Linked DNA regions of Homo sapiens: region 2 is linked to region 1. The links are chromatin loops, found by intact Hi-C in ENCODE. Cell type or tissue: PC-3. All regions are shown on one strand. Links, peaks and the distances in the headings refer to the core of each region. The heading gives the core; the rest is flanking DNA. Region 1 has its middle 25 kb from the start of HTR1F. Region 2 has its middle 21 kb from the start of POU1F1.

What was found. A loop is a pair of places that touch in the nucleus more often than their neighbours do. Peaks named below come from ENCODE experiments on the same cell type or tissue, not always from the same donor. Only the 100,000 strongest peaks of a DNase experiment are listed, where the experiment ranks them.
Region 2: it touches region 1 in a loop (2.1-fold over the local background); 3 of 110 quality-filtered maps call a loop at or near these places.

What each region holds. Positions count from the first base shown.
Region 1 is chr3:87,763,010-87,771,917 of GRCh38, forward strand. No RefSeq gene overlaps it. Among named protein-coding and RNA genes, the nearest start is that of HTR1F, 25 kb to the right of the region's middle. In PC-3, for the core only: a CTCF peak has its summit at 8,454 (motif pointing right); DNase peaks (open chromatin) are centred at 3,912 and 8,442.
Region 2 is chr3:87,293,489-87,302,396 of GRCh38, forward strand. No RefSeq gene overlaps it. Among named protein-coding and RNA genes, the nearest start is that of POU1F1, 21 kb to the left of the region's middle. In PC-3, for the core only: a CTCF peak has its summit at 4,816 (motif pointing right); a DNase peak (open chromatin) is centred at 4,823.

The DNA.
Region 1 (8,908 bases), core at 537-8,536:
TAAAAGATACCAACAATGTTCGCATAGATTATGCCATGATCTCCTACTTGATCTCACTGCTCTACCCTTGTCTCTCCAGAGTCTGTTCTCAACACAGTAGCTGTGATCCTGTTAAAATATGACATTCATCTACCTAACAACATTCAGTGTATTCCCAGATTAGAATAAAAGCCAAAGTCCTAAAATGGCCTGACACACTAAAGTTAATCACTACATCCCCAGACTTTACCTCTCTGACCTCATCTCACCTAAGCTTTCCTCCTTTCAGTTCTCTTCAGCAAGACTGTCCTCATTGCTATTCCTCTAACATACCAGGACTCTTCTAGTCCATCATCTTTGCACTTGCTGTCCACTTGATTGGAATGCTTTTTTCCCAGATAGACACGTGGATTATTCCCTTACTTTATTTAAAACTTTGCTTATGTTGCCTTTTGAGTGAGGCCTTATCCTACTGTCTATTTAAAATTCCAGCTTTTCCCATCATAGTCTGTACTGTCTACTCTCCTCTGACCTTTTTTTTCTATAGTATGCTGTATAGGTTTTTTAAAAATGTGATTTATTTTTTGTTTCCTGTGCCAGAGATACTATTGCTCAGCAAACATTAATGTGCCCCCCTTATTTTGCAGATCATTTGAAGTTAGGCAAGGCCAGTTGTTTATATGGCCTATATTCATGTGACTAGTTCTTCTGGTCCAAATGACATGCACCATGTCCAGGCTAAACAGTAAAAGTAGGGTCTCTTCCTATGCTGAAGTATTCAAGGAGGAGGCTACATGTTCTGAAAGGCACAATTACTGAATAAAGGAGTTTCCATCAACCTGGATTCCTGAGTGACTCACGAATATCATCACCTCTAGAAACCATGATGGACTTGCAGTGTGTCCGTGAGTGAGAAATGAACTTTTGTTGTGTTAAGCCACTGAGCTTAGAGGGTTGCTTGTCACCACAGCATAATTTAAACTATCTTGATCTTGACAATACATTCCCTCTGTGAAAGCAATAATATTTTTTCTTTTTCATTTTTGTTAACGTATGTATTCCCATAACATCAGACAACTACTAACACATAGTTGCTAAATATTTGTTGAATGACTGAATAAATAAATAAATGAGTGAATGGTATCCATATATTAATAATATTGTATTCCTTAACAATTAAGTGTACATTAAACCTGTGTACAAAGATTTGTTTAATAAGTACTCTGGATTTAGTCTATAGGCTCACTGAAATAAAATGTGCCCAAATCTAAATAAGTGTCTGATGAGAGAGATTAAAAAGTTATAAGGCATGGGAACATTTTTTCTGGTGTGAGATGGTTCTGCTAATTGTAGAACATCTAGAATCCCAAATGTATTCCATTTGGAATTCTAGTGGTGCCTCTCTCCTTCCCAGTGAATAGAATGTCGAAAAAAAAAAAACCCAATTAAAAAAAAATAGAAACTCTGAAGACTGGAACTATCCTCATCTAGAAAACTTGATTTTTGTGAAAATTACTAATAAATTGCAAAAAAAAAAAAACCATTTAGCTGTCAGAAGTTTCCTCTAAAGAGAATGAAAATGTTTTATTTGATATCTGAATAATTTGAAACACTGTTGGAAAATGATGTAAAAAAAATTTGAAGACCTAGAAAAGGGATTGACAAATTTTTCTCTAAAGTATTTTTAGACTTTGCAGGCCACACACGGTCTCTGTCATATATTTTTCTGGTTTTTTGTTTTGTTTTGTTTTGTTTTTGCTATCTTGTTTGTTTTGTCTTATTTTTAACCCTTTAAAATGGGAAAGCCATACTTAGTTCTGGGGGCATACAAAAACATGCTACAGGCAGAGGGCAGAATTTAGCCTGCAGGCTGGCCAAAATTTGCCAACCCCTGCCCTAGCTCTCTCCCCTTACACTCTTAAAAAGTTTTTGAGGACCCAAAGAGCTACTGTTTATATGAGTGGTATAATATTGACATATATAATATCAATATTTACTGTATTCAAAATTAAAGCAGCGAAAGTTCTAAAACATTAATTCCTTTTCCAAAAACCAAAGTTAATTCATTATGTGAGATATAATTAATATGTATTTATGAAAATATATTTTTTCAAAACAAAATGAGAAGCAAGTATTTTACATTTTTGTAGATTTATTTAATGTCAAGTACTAGAAGATGAATGGATTCTCATATATACTTCTGCATTCAAGGTATACATTGTTTTGGTTTAAATATATGTAGACAAGATAGTCTTATACAGGTATGTAGTAGGAAAAGATAAGAACATTTTAATAGGCGTTTCAGATGATTGTGAATATTATTTTTAAATGCTACATCAATACTCATCATGTCATAGTTTCTCAAAAGGTAGTTGCAACGTAGAATAGGAAACCATGTCAATGAACTTTATAAACTCTGTTACACTAAAATTTATATGCCTGTCTTGGACTTTGAATAGTTCTTTACCCAGTCATAACTTTATAAGCATTGGTCATTTGGAAAATATTGGTTTACTAAGCTATGCATACCTACAAAATGTTGACTCTTTTATTAGTCTAAATTTTTAACAAGCGTATTAATTAATATCACCACCAATTGTGTGATAAAAGACTTTAAGTATTAGAATAACAAAGTGATAGACATTCTAATTTTAATTTTATGTTGATATCTCACATTTTATTGTTGAGAAAATATTGACATTTAATGGCCTTGAAGTGACAAGCCCATTTCATCATTTTTGACAAAAAATGCATCAAAACATCAAATGTGAATAAACGAACTTTGTCCCTAATTTTTCCAAGTTAAAAAAAACTTTTATTTCATGAAAGACTTATTCTAGCTTGCAATTTAAACAATGGCACACATGCTTTCTCTCAGAACAACTGTCATATTTTGGTATGTAACAAAAGTGATGACATGGTCAATGCTAGAGATTTAGTAAAATTAATAATATTTATTGCTTCATGAAAGATATTCTTAATTAAAACTTGTATTTTTTTCCTGTGACTGAGTGGTGGTGATGAACAGTGACTATTAGTTGAGTTCAGTTTCACTACTTTGATCCATGCCAGGACACCATAGTTTTCCCCCCATTGCTGTTCCACTGTGGTTGCAAACATCAACACAGTGAAAAAAGTAACATAACACATTATTATCATAATGGTTATTATCAATTTTATTATTTTAGCCTGTGGTAAACTTGAAAAGGTCACAGGGACTACTGTGTGTCCACAGATCACTTTAAGAACTGCTGTCTAGAAGTTATCCTTTGCAAGGAGGCAAACCCCTCCCTGCCAAACCTAAGCCTATCTTCCAAATGTTGGTGTAAGAAACTCCACAGATCCTGTCTCCAGTGAAGAAAGCATACCTTTTAAAGAAAGAAAAGTGTGTGTATGTGTTTGTGTGTGTGTCTGCATATGTTTAAAAACTGCAAATTGTCCTAAAAGCATACAGCAAATAAAGAAACATTTATTCAAGACAATCTAAATAATCACACAATAAGAACAAGGAGCATTTGTGGCATTTGAACCATGACCCATTTCTTTCCTTTCCCTTCCATCTTAGCATAGTAGAAACTTCAATCTAGTCGGGAGCAACCAAGAACATAGACTCCCTCTTTCTCCAGCTGCAATATCTTTCAGGAGAATTAAGGTCAGTTAAAATCTAGAATATCTCCCAGGAGAGGCAGGCTATCCGCGTTTCTCATGCCACCCAGCTCTCTGTTACAGTAGCCCTATTCCAAGGCAAGAATAACTGACCTAGCCCCCATTCTAGGACAGAAGCTAAACCCCAGGCACAGGAGTTGTAGAATGCTGAGACCTTGTTAACCTTCATCCCAGCTCACTTATAAGTCTAAGTGAGCTTGTCCCTTCCATGCTGGGAGGAATAAACTAAGAAGAACAAAGGTATGCAGTTCCAACCAGTTTCCTGCTTGTAAAACAGTGTGTCACTCAAAGACAAGTGAAACAATATCCCTACACTCAGCTTTAGAGCAGTCGTGCACAGATTTTGTTCAGGGGCAGAGAAGACAATAAGAAGAGAGAGCTCTGAAACACTCCCCAAAAGACCTGACTTTATTTGGAAAAGAGTACGGGGAAAGTTCAAGCTTAGGGACAATCTTGAAAACAAATAAGAGGATAATGGGAGCTCCATGAGTGTGGTGAGCTACACCATTTCCAATATAGAAAATATAGAAATCTAACAAAGAGAGCTAGAGACAGAGACGGGTAGTAAGAGGGTCCTCTTGGGTTGGAATGAAAACCAAAAATGAGTCTCATAGACTACCCTGGCAAAGAGTATCAAATTTTAAAAAAAAGCAGAAAAATATCCAAAGAAATAATGGCTAAAATATATTTTATTTTATTTTTTAACTTATTTTTTAATTTGTATGAATGTAGGACATTCAAATGCAGTTTTGTAACATAGATATATTGTGTAGTGGCAAAATATAGCCTTTTAGTATAATCATCGTCCAAATAATGTACATAAATAATTTCTCATCCTTTACCCTTCTCCCGCTGTCCCAACCTTCCAGGCCTCCAGTGCCCATTATTCCGCATTCTATGTTCATTTGTATACATTATTTAGCTCCCACTTATAATTGACAACATATAGTTTTTGATTGTACTAATTACCTAATCTAGGTATTTGCGTAGAGATTGTACTAATTAACATTCCCACCAACAATGTAGAAGTATTCTCTTGTCTCTGCAGCCTCACAACCTCTGTTGTATTTTGACTTTTTAATAATATCCATTCTGACTGGTATAAGATCGTATCTCATTGTGGTTTGAGTTTTTATTTTTCTGATTAGTGATGTTGAGTTTTTTTCATATGCTTATTGATAATTTCTATGTCTTTTCAGAAATGTTTGTTCATATAATTTGCCCACTTTTTAATGAGGTTATTTGATTTTTAAAATTGTTGTTAACTGTTTGGATTTCTTATAGATTCTGGATATTATTCCCTTGTTGAATGCAAGTTTTGCAAAAATTTTCTCTTATTCTGTAGGTTGTCTGTTCACTCTGTTATTTCTTTGGCTATGCAGAAGCTTTTTAATTTAATTAAATCTCATTTGTCTATTTTTGTTTTTGTTAACTTTATTTTTGAGGTGTTAGTCATGAATTTTTTTGCCTAAACATATGTTCAGAAGAGTTTTTCTGAGGTATTCTTTTTTTTATAGTTTTAGGTTTTGTATTTAAGTCATTAATTCATTTTGAATTAATTTTATGTATGGTGAGAGTTAAAATCCAGTTTCATTCTTCTTCATATGGCAAACCATTTTTTCCAGCACTATTTATTGAATAAGATGTCTTTTCCCCAATGTATGTTTTTGTTGACTTTATCAAAGATTAGTTGGCTTTAGGTATGTGGCTTTGTTTCTGGGTTTTCCATTCTGTTCCATACATCTATTTGTCTATTTTTATACCAGAACTACACTATTTTGGTTACTATAGCCTTGAGGTAATTTGAAGTCATGTAATGTAATGCTTCTAGCTTTGTTCTTTTTGCTTAGGTATGCTTTGCTATTTAGGGTCCTTTTTGGTTCCATATGAATTTTAGGATTCTTTTTTCTAATTGTGAGAAAAATGATATTGATATTTTTATAGAAATTACATTGATTCTGTAGATTGCTTTGGGAAGTATGGTCATTTTAATGATATTGATTCTTTTGATGCATGAACATGGGATGTTTTTACATTTGCTTGTGTCATCTATGATTTCCTTCCTCAATGTTTGTTGTTTTCCTTGTAGAGATCTTTCATCTTCTGGGTTAAATATATTCCTAAGTATTTTATTTTTGTAGTGATTGCGAATGGGATTGGCTTCTTGATTTTGTTCTCAGTTTGATTGTTACTAGTGTGTAGAAGTTCCACTGATTTTTGTACATTGATTTTGTATCCTGAAACTTTACTGAACCGATTTATCAAATCTAGGAGTCTTCTGGAGGACACTTTAACGTTTTCCATATGTAAGATTATATCATCAGCAAACAGATAATTTGACTTACTCTTTTTCAATTTGGTACTTTGTTTTTTTCTTGCCTGATTGCTCTGGCAATCAGGTTCTTCCAGTACTATGTTGAATAGGAGTAGTGAATATGAGCATCCCTGTATTGCTCTAGTTCTTAAGGGAAATGCTTTCAATTTTTCCCCATTCAATATGATGTTTGCTGAGGGTTTGTCTTATATGAATGTTATTATTTTGAACATTCATATAATTATCCTTGAATTATTCTTGCCTGATTGCTCTGGCAATCATAGTACTTCTGGTGCTATGTTGAATAGGGGTGGTGAATATGAGCATTCCTGTCTTGCTCTAGTTCTTAAGGGAAATACTTTCAATTTTTCCCCATTCAATATGATGTTTGCTGAGGGTTTGTCTTATATGAATGTTTTTATTTTGAAGTATGTTTCTTCTATGCCTAGTTTGTTGAGGGTTTATATCATAAGAGGATTCTGAATCTTATCAAATGCTTCTTTTGCATCTATTGAGATGATCATATGATTTTTGTTTTCTGTTTATGTGGCAAATCACATTTATTGATATGCATATGTTAAACCATCCTTGCATCTCTGGAATAAAATCCACTTGGTCATGATGAATTATCTTTTTGATATGTTGTTGCACTTGGTTTGTTAGTATTAGGTTTGCTAGGATTTTTGCATCTATGTTCATCAGGAATATTGGTCTGTAGTCTTTTCTGTTGTGTTCTTGCCTGGCTTTGGTATCAGGGTAATACTGGCTTCATAGAATGAGTTAGGGAGGAATACCTCCTCCTTGATTATTTGGAAGAGTTTTAGGAGGATGGGTACCATCTCTTCTTTGAATGTTTTATAGAATTTGGCTGTGAATCCATCTGCTCCTGTGCTTTTTTGAGGAGGGAGATTTTTTTAATTACTGATTCAATTTCACTACTTTTATTAGTCTGTTCAGGATTTCTGTTTCTTTATCATTCAATCTTCGGAGGATGTATGTTCCCAGGAATTTATCCATTTCCTCAGATTTCAAGTTTGTGCATGTATGGTTTTTCATATGTCTCTAATGATTGTTTTTTATTTCTGTGGTATCAGTTGTAATGTCTCCTTTTTTCATTTCTGAATACGTGTATTTTGGATCTTCTCTTTTCCTGGTTCATCTTGCTAGTGGTCTATCAACCTTATTTATCTTTTCAAAGAAACAACTTTTCATTTCATGGATCTTTTGTATTGTTCTCTTGTTCTCAATTTCACTTAGTTCTGCTCTAATCTTTGTTGTTTCTTTTCTTCTGCTAGCTTTTGGCTTAATTTTTTTCTTGTTCTTCTAGTTATTTGAGGTGAAATTTTTGGTTGTTAACTTGTGATGTTTTTATTATTTTGATGTAGGCATTTAATGCTATAAAATTCCATCTTAGCACTGCTTTTGCTGTATCCCAAAAGTTCTGGTATGTTATATCTTGATTTTCAATCATTTAAAAATATTTTAAATTTTTCATATTAATTTAGCCATTGACTCAAAGATGGTTCAAGTTTATGTTGTTTAATTTCCATATATTTGTATCATTTTCAGAGTCTCTGTAGACATTGATTTCTATTTTTATTCCACTATGGTCCAAAAAGATACTTGGCATGATTTTAAATTTTTAAATTTTTTGAGACTTGTTTTCTGGCCTAACATATGGTCTATCTTGGAGAATGTTTCATGTGCAGATGAGAAGAATGTATATTCTACAATTGTATATTCTACAAATATATGTTAGGTCCATTTGTTCTAAAGTCCAATTTAGGTCCAGTGTTCCTTTTGTTGATTTTCTGTCTTGATGATTTGTCTTATGCTGTCAGTGGGGCATTGAAGTCATCCACTATTATTGCATTGCTGTTTATCTCTTCTTTAGGTCTAGTAATTGTTTTATGAATCTGGGTGCTCCAGTGCTGGTGCATATGTATTTAGGATGATTGTATCTTCTTGGTGAATTGATGTTTTTATTAATATATAATGACCTTCTTTGTCTTTTTTTAAACTATTGTTTATTTGAGGTCTGCTTTATCTACATAAGTATAGCCACTACTGCTCACTTTTGCTTTCCATTTTCATGAAATATCTTTTTCCACCTCCTTACATTCCATCTGTAAGTGTTTTTAAAAGTAAGGCAAGTTTCTTATAAGCAGTATATAGTTGGTTCCTGTTTCTTTATCTATTTCTACAATCTATATCTTCTAGATGGAGCATCTAACCTATTTATATACAAGGTTGACATTGATATGTGAAGTTTTTTTTCCTGTCATAATCTTAACTGTTATTTAGTTGCTTTGTAGATTGTTTCTTTTTTTTTTCTTTTTGTCTTTGTGGTTTGGTGTTCAAGTGTGTTGCCATGTTGTTTCTTTCTCTTTTCTCCTTTGTGTAATTGTTTTATGGGACACTATGAGCACTATGCACTTGTGTCAGCAGATGTTGTAATGGACTGCATGTTGAACTGCCAGCCAGTAGGTGGCACTTGTCAGTGAAAGCCAGCTGCAGTGGTAGCAGTCGAGTTTATGCTTGATCTTTGATAACCAGGAGATATACTTGGGTGTCACAGGTGATGGGCTGGGCCTTGGAACTTCCAATGTTTCCAGTCCTGTGCTCTGCTTCCAAGATGGGGGTGGGGTTGCAAAGCTTGGCAGGACTAGGACAAGCAAGTCTGCACTTGGGTCATGCAATGGCAGGTGCAAGTGCTGGTCCTGATGGGGGTTAGAAGGCAGTTCTTAAGCCCCTGGAGAACTCTCCAGGAAGAAATGGAGCAATTGATGACGTTCTATGAGTTAATATAGGGAAGGAGGGGCAGCTTGGGCTCCAAATGCTAGCATGCAGTAGTGGGAACCGCCTCCATTCCATGCTCTCAACTTGGTGGGCTCCCTCCTGTGGCCTGTTACTGGTAGCAAGCTGAGACAGCCAGGCAAGTCACAAGCA
Region 2 (8,908 bases), core at 396-8,395, 470 kb before region 1:
CTTAAGAGTTGCCTGCAAGTCTTCTCTTCTCCAAGTAGCCACACCACTATTCTCTAAGTGGAATAAGATAATAAGTAAACTCTTGATAATAGAAGCTTAAGCTGAAGTGTCACTGTGAAACAAGAATTTGAAGTAAAAATATCAGTCCACCAATGTGCTCATGATATCCTACAACTTTACCCTGTAAATACAGTGCTTAAAATGAAGCATCTTCCAAAGCTTGTATTTAATCCCTTTTCATAAGCTAAGACCATCTTAGTATAGGCTATATAGCCCATCTACACATTTGCTTGAAATATTATTTGCAACTTCCTCTTAAATTGCAAATATTGCTATAGCATTGTCATATGTCAAATGTAACCCAGGAAGTATACAATTTGTGGATACAGAAGATGTCAGAGAGAAAGTATATTTATAGAATGGATAGTTACGGCACAAGAGAAAATCTATTAACATTGTCACATTAATACAATTTGTATTGTATCAAGATTTGTTTAAAGTATTAATAAGAAAATTGTTTAAATACTCCATTTCATAGTAAAAATGTTTTATACCATTCTTAATGTGCATATTTACCTAGGGTAACTGGCAGTTTTAAACGACAAAAACCTTGATCAGAAAACACTTAAGTCATTTCAGAATTAAGGGTTGTTTACCACAACGTCATAAGCTGTTATAAGTTTGGTGAAGTCTAATTTTAACTATAATGTCAATAGCAAGTACTGTGAGTAGGTGTTAAAACTTTATATACTAAGTATGTATACTAAAACTTCATATACTAAAAGCAGGTTAGGTAGGAAAATGAACTGTGTTAGTCTGTTTGCATTTCTATAAAGGAATAGCTTTGTCAGATGTATAGATCGTGAAGATTTTCTCCCAGTTTGTGGGTTGGCTCTTTACTCTGCTGACTGTTCCTGCATATCTGACAAGGGACTAATATCCAAAATCTACAATGAACTCAAACAAATCAGTAAGAAAAAAACAAACAATCCCATCAAAGAGTGGGCTAAGGACACGAATAGACAATTCTCAAAAGAAGATATACAAATGGCCACCAAACATATGAAAAAATGCTCAACATCACTAATGATCAGGGAAATGTGAAATGAAACACAATGTGATACCACCTTACTCCTGCAAAAATGGCCATAATAAAAAAATCAAAAACCAGTAGACATTGGCATGGATGTGGCGATCAGGGAACATTTCTACACTGCTGGTGGGAATGTAAACTAGCACAGCCACTGTGGAAAATAGTGTGGAGATTCCTTAAAGAACTAAAAGTAGAACTACCATTTGATCCAGCAATCCCACTACTGGGTATCTACCCCAGAGGAAAAGAAGTCATTATTCGAAAAAGATACTTGCACACACATGTTTATAGCAGACAATTCACAATTTCAAAATCGTGAAACCAATCTAAATGCCCATCAATCAACGAGTGGATAAAGAGACTGTGATATATATATATATATATATATATATATATATAAAATCCCATATCATATCATATATATCTTATATCATATCATATATATACACATCATATATATATAATGGAATACTACTCAGCCATAAAAAGGAATGTATTAACAGCATTTGCAATGACCTGGATGAGATTGAAGACTATTATTCTAGGTAAATTAACTCAGGAATGGAAAATCAAATATTGTATGTTCTCACTGATATGTGGCAGCTAAGCTATGAGGACACAAAGGCATAAGAATGTGACAAATGGACACTGGGGACTTGGGAGGAAGAGTGGGAGGGGGACAAGCGATAAAAGACACATATATGGTGCAGTGTATACTGCTCGGGTGATGGGTGCGCCAGGATCTCACAAATCACCACTAAAGAACTTACTCATGTAACCAAATACCACCTGTAACCCAATAACTTATGGAAAAATAAAAATTTAAAAAAGGCATACCTGAGACTGGGTAATTCATAAAGAAAAGAGGTTTATTTGGCTCACGGTTCTGCAGGCTGCACAGGAAGTGTGATACTGGCATCCATTTCTGGTAAGGGCCTCAGGAAGCTCACAATCATGGTGGAAGGCGAAGGGGGAGCAGGCATATCACATGGCAACAGAGAGCAAGAGAGAGAAGGGAATAGGTGCCAGGCTCTTTAAAACAACTCAGTGCATGAACTCATTCCCACAGGGAGGACACCAAGCCATTCATGAGGGACCACCCCCATGACCCAAACACTTACCACCAGGCCTACCCCCAACATTGGGAAACATTTCAACATAAAATGTGGAGGGGATAGATATCTGGACTATATCATGGGCTTACACTTAAATCTCTTTATTTCCTAGAACAGGTTCTTCATTACTTGAGAACTACCTACTGTATTTCCCATGGCTCCAATTTATGAAATTTGAATGTCATGGCATTTACTGGGCATTCACATTTACCATTACCATAGCCATGGTTGCATTTATGCAAGTAACAGTCATGTCTTTGTCTTTGAATTAGTTTATGACTAATGTTCATTTAATCAGAATGGACATTAATAAAACACTAGCAGAAAATGTGTCATTATCTTTGTAGCAGCAATAATCTATAGTATAAGCAGGCACTTTCTACTAAATTAGTATCCATTTTTACTAAATCTCATTCTACTAGCTTTCAGTAATTCATGCATCTTCAAAAGTTACCCAATGCAGTACTCAAGAGTGGTTTATTTATTAAGAGGTTCTACATTGTAGGGTGTCAAAGGATGGGCTAGGCAGTCCCCAAGTCTAAATTAAAAATTTTAAGCATGATGGTTTGAGTTGCAGTTTTTCTATTCAGACTGAAACTATATCTTAAAACAGTTATTTAGAGACAGGAAAAGCACTTTTAGCAAACATATACAGAGATAAATTGTTTCAGGAAATAAAAATAGGCTTTCTCAATGTTATGTCAACTCAAATTCTCAAGAAATTATCATCGAATAGAATTAGACAGTTTTCCTGTTGCTCATTCAAGCAGATGGTCGGCATTGACCATCATTTAATGATAAAGCAACACAGAACAACAATATGAATTTTCTCCTCAAAAGAATATTAATACTTTGATCAGTATAAAGTATTCGCTATATAGGTTAAGTAATGAGTGTCTAGATATGTCTCCACAGAGGTACGTGCTACTATGGTTTTGGTGATAAGTTATGGTTTTTCTATAGTTTAGTAGAATATATAAGCATTATGAGACATCACTTTTTTTGCTATAGAAATTACATTAAATTTGTTTTACGTTAGGAAAGCCTACAAGAGTGTTGGATATTGTTCATTTGTTTGTTTTTTGGTCTGGATGGCAAGTAGAAACTTCAATCAGAGTTGTCTTGGCAACTTCATTATTAAATTCCTGTAGGGTCTGCTCTGATTAGGGAGCAAAAAAGCAATAAACAGATTGTGAACCTCCAGGTTCCCAAAGACTTTGCATCTTTCCCATAATTTGGCACTAATATACTAGGTAGATAAAATGCTCATATTCTTATTACTCCTTTCATTTTAAAGAAGGTTTTGAAAACAACCAACCACACGAAACCTCAACCAATAATTCTTTAAGTTACTGGTAAAACTGATCATTTTTCCCCAAAAAAGGTCTTCAAGAGAATAAAACCTACAGTAAATTTTTTTATTGAGTATATTTATGCTTTGTACCCAGACTATTTTTTAAAAAATTTTTAAGTCACTTACAAAAAAAGTATTGAAAGCCAGAGAATTACAAATGAAGCAAGAAAAGAAATATCCAAGTTATGTAGCAGAAAGGATGCAGAGAGGGGTACTGTGACCTTTGGTTCATGGCAGGCACATGGATGACTACATTAAGGGAGACAGCAAATATTCCAAGTACTAAATGTTTTCATGGCAGCACTGTGCAACTAGAGCACAGCATAAAGACATGAGCGTTTCTAGAATCCCCTCCGAAAAACGCTCAGAAACGTGACTTTATAAACTTTGCCTGTTACAAAATTTCACCTTCAGGGTGCATCTGCTTTGCCATTTCTCCCCTACTTTATTTTTCTGCCCCAGGAAAAGAACAGTAAACTGTTATCCAAAATATGTTTGGAAGGATGAGTTAAACAAAATTAAGAGCCAATTGCTGAGAGTTAATCCAGAGTGGTAAAACTTTTATTTCATTTATTCAATAAAAACAAACAAAGTTTCTAAGCAGGGATCTGTCATTCCTGGCCTCTCCCCATACAAACACTCTAGAGTTAAATTATAAGCCTTTTGTAAGCTGGCACCAATACTTCCATTCTAATTATTTTTATTTTAAATGCAGGTTTACATTTCTGTTAATTGTTTAGGTGATTTCCATGAATAAAAGAAATTAGAGAACTTGAGAGGGGAAGAGAGAGGCCTGTATTGCAGGCTACTCTGACTGTAGCATGCAGTGATCATTCACCCACAGACTCAGGAAATACAATGGAAAATTGATTAAAGGCATGTTTATTATTGATGAGTGTGCATCGCACAAATTGCGTTCAAATAGTCTTAAAAATTCTTAAAATGCTTTTATATAAAAAATTTAGAACAATTTCAAACAAAAAGTTGAATTAAAAGCAATTCTTGTACCTAAAGTCAACTCCTCATTAGAAACTTTTGCTATTACAAACGTTTTCCAGGTCTTGGATGGACACTTTTACTGCATTTTTAAATGAATTTTTAAAAAGTAAAATTCAAATTAGCTAAAGTAACTTTACGTACTTTGCATACAGTACATTACTTAACTTTCTAGATTCTCACGGTCCACTTTCATACTATGCCCACTATGTTTGCTTTTTCCTCCATTATACTGGCAATTTCTTTAATTACACCAGCAGGTGGCACTATGATACACTGAACCAGGGAAAACAAAATGAATTGTTAACATTTCGCTGGGACTATTGATTGCTGTCAGGAAAATCAACTTCTAAAGTCAAGTCATATTTTAATATTTTTCTTTATTAAAACCTGCAAATAAAAAGTTAAAGCTTGACTTCTGGGTACTTTTATGAATTATACAGAGATGATGAAAGGTATATATCTGTTTCTTCAGAAAATTTGGAGCTATGCAAAAGAGGAGCACCCAGAATACACATTGAGTGTGTTTCCAGGGCAAATCTGCCTAAGATAAAGGCAGATATTTATGAAAAGCTTTAAAGTGGCATTTGCTTAGAAGGTTCCAAATGTACTTATTTATTAATAAAAAAAATTATACTCCATAATGAAACTGTTTAAAATCAACTCTGAATCATCAGTAAATGATAATTATTTGTTTCAATTTTCAAGAAAAATGTAACAACTATTTATTTTATTGTTTTATCTAATCTTACCACTGAAACCATCAATACATGAACGATTATAATATTTTTAAAACAAAGTTATGCTGTACTGCAAAGTATTTTCAAAATTTGCAGTACCAAAGATCACATTATATATGTTTGCTAGCATAAGTTTTGCTGAATATCAGAAAGTGTTTAAGGAAAATCTACTCTACTGAGGGAATATTGCTTTATTTACTTTATAAACTTGTATCTCTACGTACAATTGAAATAAGATATATGTTTTTAGTTTAATATATTCTCACCAACACCCTAGAACAACACACTAGGAAAACTCTTTAGGCAGCCAAATCTAGGCCACCACTCATTTTGTAAATAAAGTTTTACTGGAACGTAGCTATGTATGTTCATTTGTGTATTGTCTATGAATGTTTCACACCAACAGCTGAGTTGAACAACTGTGTTATAGATGGGCTGGCCCACACAATCCAAAATACTTATCTGCCCTTTACAAAACGGTTTGCCAACCTAATTCTTTTTTTTTTTTTTTTTTGAAACGGAGTCTCGCTCTGTCGCCCAGGCTGGAGTGCAGTGGCGCGATCTCAGCTCACTGCCAGCTCCGCCTCCTGGGTTCACGCCATTCTCCTCCTGCCTCAGCCTCCTGAGTAGCTGGGACTACAGGCGCCCGCCACCACGCCCGGCTAATTGCTTTTGTATTTTTAGTTAGAGACGGGGTTTCACCGTGTTAGCCAGGATGGTTTGGATCTCCTGACCTCGTGATCCGCCCGCCTCAGCCTCCCAAAGTGCTGGGATCACAGGCGTGAGCCACCGCACCCGGCTTGCCAACCTAATTCTAAAATACAAGTTTGATTTATTTTTTTTCCTTTCAAATTACGTAAAGAAATTGCATGAATAAAAAGTACAATAATAATCTAATATATGCTTGTGATTGCTCTCTACCAATTGTTATACAAATAATTAAATGAAACATCAAAATTGATTAATTAATACTGAATTCTTTAGACTTCAAATAATTTTGGATGGATATCCCATGAGACACAGGGGATACAAATAGTTATAACACTCTGTTACTCATATGCAGGAGCTTATAGTGTTTTTGCAGAGGTAATATACTTAAAAAAGAGAACTGCTAATACAAACCAAGTTAAGCTAAGTTCCAAAGATTAGATATAGTGAATAAATGCTGTAAGAATTCAGGAAAAGGATAGATGATTGTTTAAGGTAACTAAATTTGGAGGCTATGTAATCAATAATAATTTTAAAGATGGAGAGTTTGCTTAATCCTAAGAAGTAGGATTCACAAGTTTGGTTAGCAAGGGTAAGAAAGAACATTCTAGACCAAAAGAATAGGTTGACTCATTTTGATGTAGGTACATGTATTCCAAACATTTATAACATTTTATAATTTATTTTATTATTAATATGTTACTATGTTCTTGAGTTTTTGATGGTTTTGTCATTTAACTTAAAATGGAAATATGTATCTAATTTGTAAAGGATAATTCCTACCAGAAACATATTGTATAGAGAAGTAATCGCTAAATGATGACTATAAAAAACTACAGTTTATGTGGTGCCTAAATTCGTTTCCTCCCAGTCTCCAAAAAAGAGTGATTTTTAAATTCAGTTAAGTATAATCAAAACAATATTAGTAGAGCTTACTATACAATTGATCCTGGTTTTTAAGTACCTAGGCATACAAATATTTTATCTGAGTATGTCAAGAGAGACAGTTCAAGGGAATAGAGTTTGTTAATACAGAAGACAGAATAATACTATATATTTTATCTTCAACTTAATCTGTGTGCTTTCATTTCAAGGGCCACAAGTGTTAAGATAATTCAAGAGGTTAGTAAAAATGTATAATGAATTATTATCGGATTGAAACAGGTATTCAATGTTTTTAAACAGAGTTTTGCTTCATATTCAGAGGAAAAGGAACAAGTTAAAAAGCATATTAAATGTTGTTTCAGTATGACTGTTCTGTCTTCAGTGGAAATGCTGGGCAGTTTTGATTGCTTATTCTTTGCTTATTTTAAAATACATTGTCTAGAATTTTCTTAGATAAATTTGAAATTAAGAAAAGAAAATAAATCTTCTTAGGATTTACTTCTGCTACAATTTAGAGTGTGAATATAGAGAAAGACCTAAACAATATGACTTTGGAGTACAGGAATTATAGCATTAAATAGGATATTGGTAGAGCAGGAAATTCTAATTAACTACAGTAACATGTCAGTTATTTGGCACTGTTCGATAGAAATAATAGGATGTGAATTTCTATTAAACACATCCTATTACCGTTATTAATGTATAACATTACATGTTATACATTACAAATAACATGCCAAATAACACTGTAATAGTATGTGTTCAATAGAAATTTTTGTCTGTGAAACTAGAGACAATCCTTTTCAGTGTTAAAACATTTTAAAAAACATAAATAACTAAGATTCTTGAAGATTATATAATATTTATTAGTTGATGCAAGATCATCATCAATATCAGTCATCCTCATCTTATTAGGCATCAGTAGCCACATTTGCCACTCTAATTAGAAGGGCAAACAGATTTGGACAAAACTAATTGTGGCCTATGGGAATATTGTTTCCCATTCTTTAATTCCTTCCTCTGCCATACGACCTTGAAGTGCACTAGAGTCCGTGAAATGCATTGCTCTGCTCCATCCATGTTGGGCTTAGTCAAATGATTTTTTTAGGCATATGCAATATGGATAGGTCTTAAGAAACACTGTGTATTTCTACTTGCTTTCTTATGCTCATGTTAAATGTCAAAAGAAGAGTATGCCCTGGATAGCTGCTGGTCCCAGAATGAGACCTGTGGAGCTCCCTGGAGCCCCACCGATACCCTGGAGCCCCACCCAGCTGACCCACAGCCTGAAGCAGAACTGCCCCATATAGATTTTTGAACAAGAAGAATAAATGTTGCTGCTTTTCTGAGCCATTGAATTTAAGTAATAGCTCTGTACTATACAAGATATTCTGCATAAACCAAAGACTTTATTTTTGGTGACTTCAGCTTATATTAATCTATAAGTCATGAATAAAGCATAAGGCTTGTTTTTGAAAATTGATGGTGGAAACCTCACTTAGTTTTTTATACATGCATAACGCAAGTTAAGCTGTAAATTGTAGAAATTTCTGAATCTTTTCTAGATGCGCGATCAGTTTTACCTGTATCTGAAATAGATGGTTCATGGAAGCACCTATAGCCACAAATGAATTTTCGTACTTATTTGATAAGGTTTAGAATTTCTTTAACAGGGTAGGGAGATGTGTTTGATTTTACAATTACATTAAATGAATAAACTAATGGGAGAGAGTAATTTTTTGGTAGATTGTCTCCAAAAATGGGAACCAGCAATTCCTCCCATTCCTATTCTATGTATGCTTCTCCTTTATCAAAAGATGGGGTCTGTGACTCCTCTCTTTTAATCTGTGCTGGCCCTGTGACTTGCTTTGACCCTATATCAGTTTTGGGTGTAGAGCTTAAGAGATCTGACAGTTTCCACTTTTGCTGTTTTGAAAGCCAAGCACCAAGTAAGAAGTTGAATCTTGTTGGAGAGAGAGGACCAGCCAGTCTCTGGCTGTTCCATTCACCCTAGCTG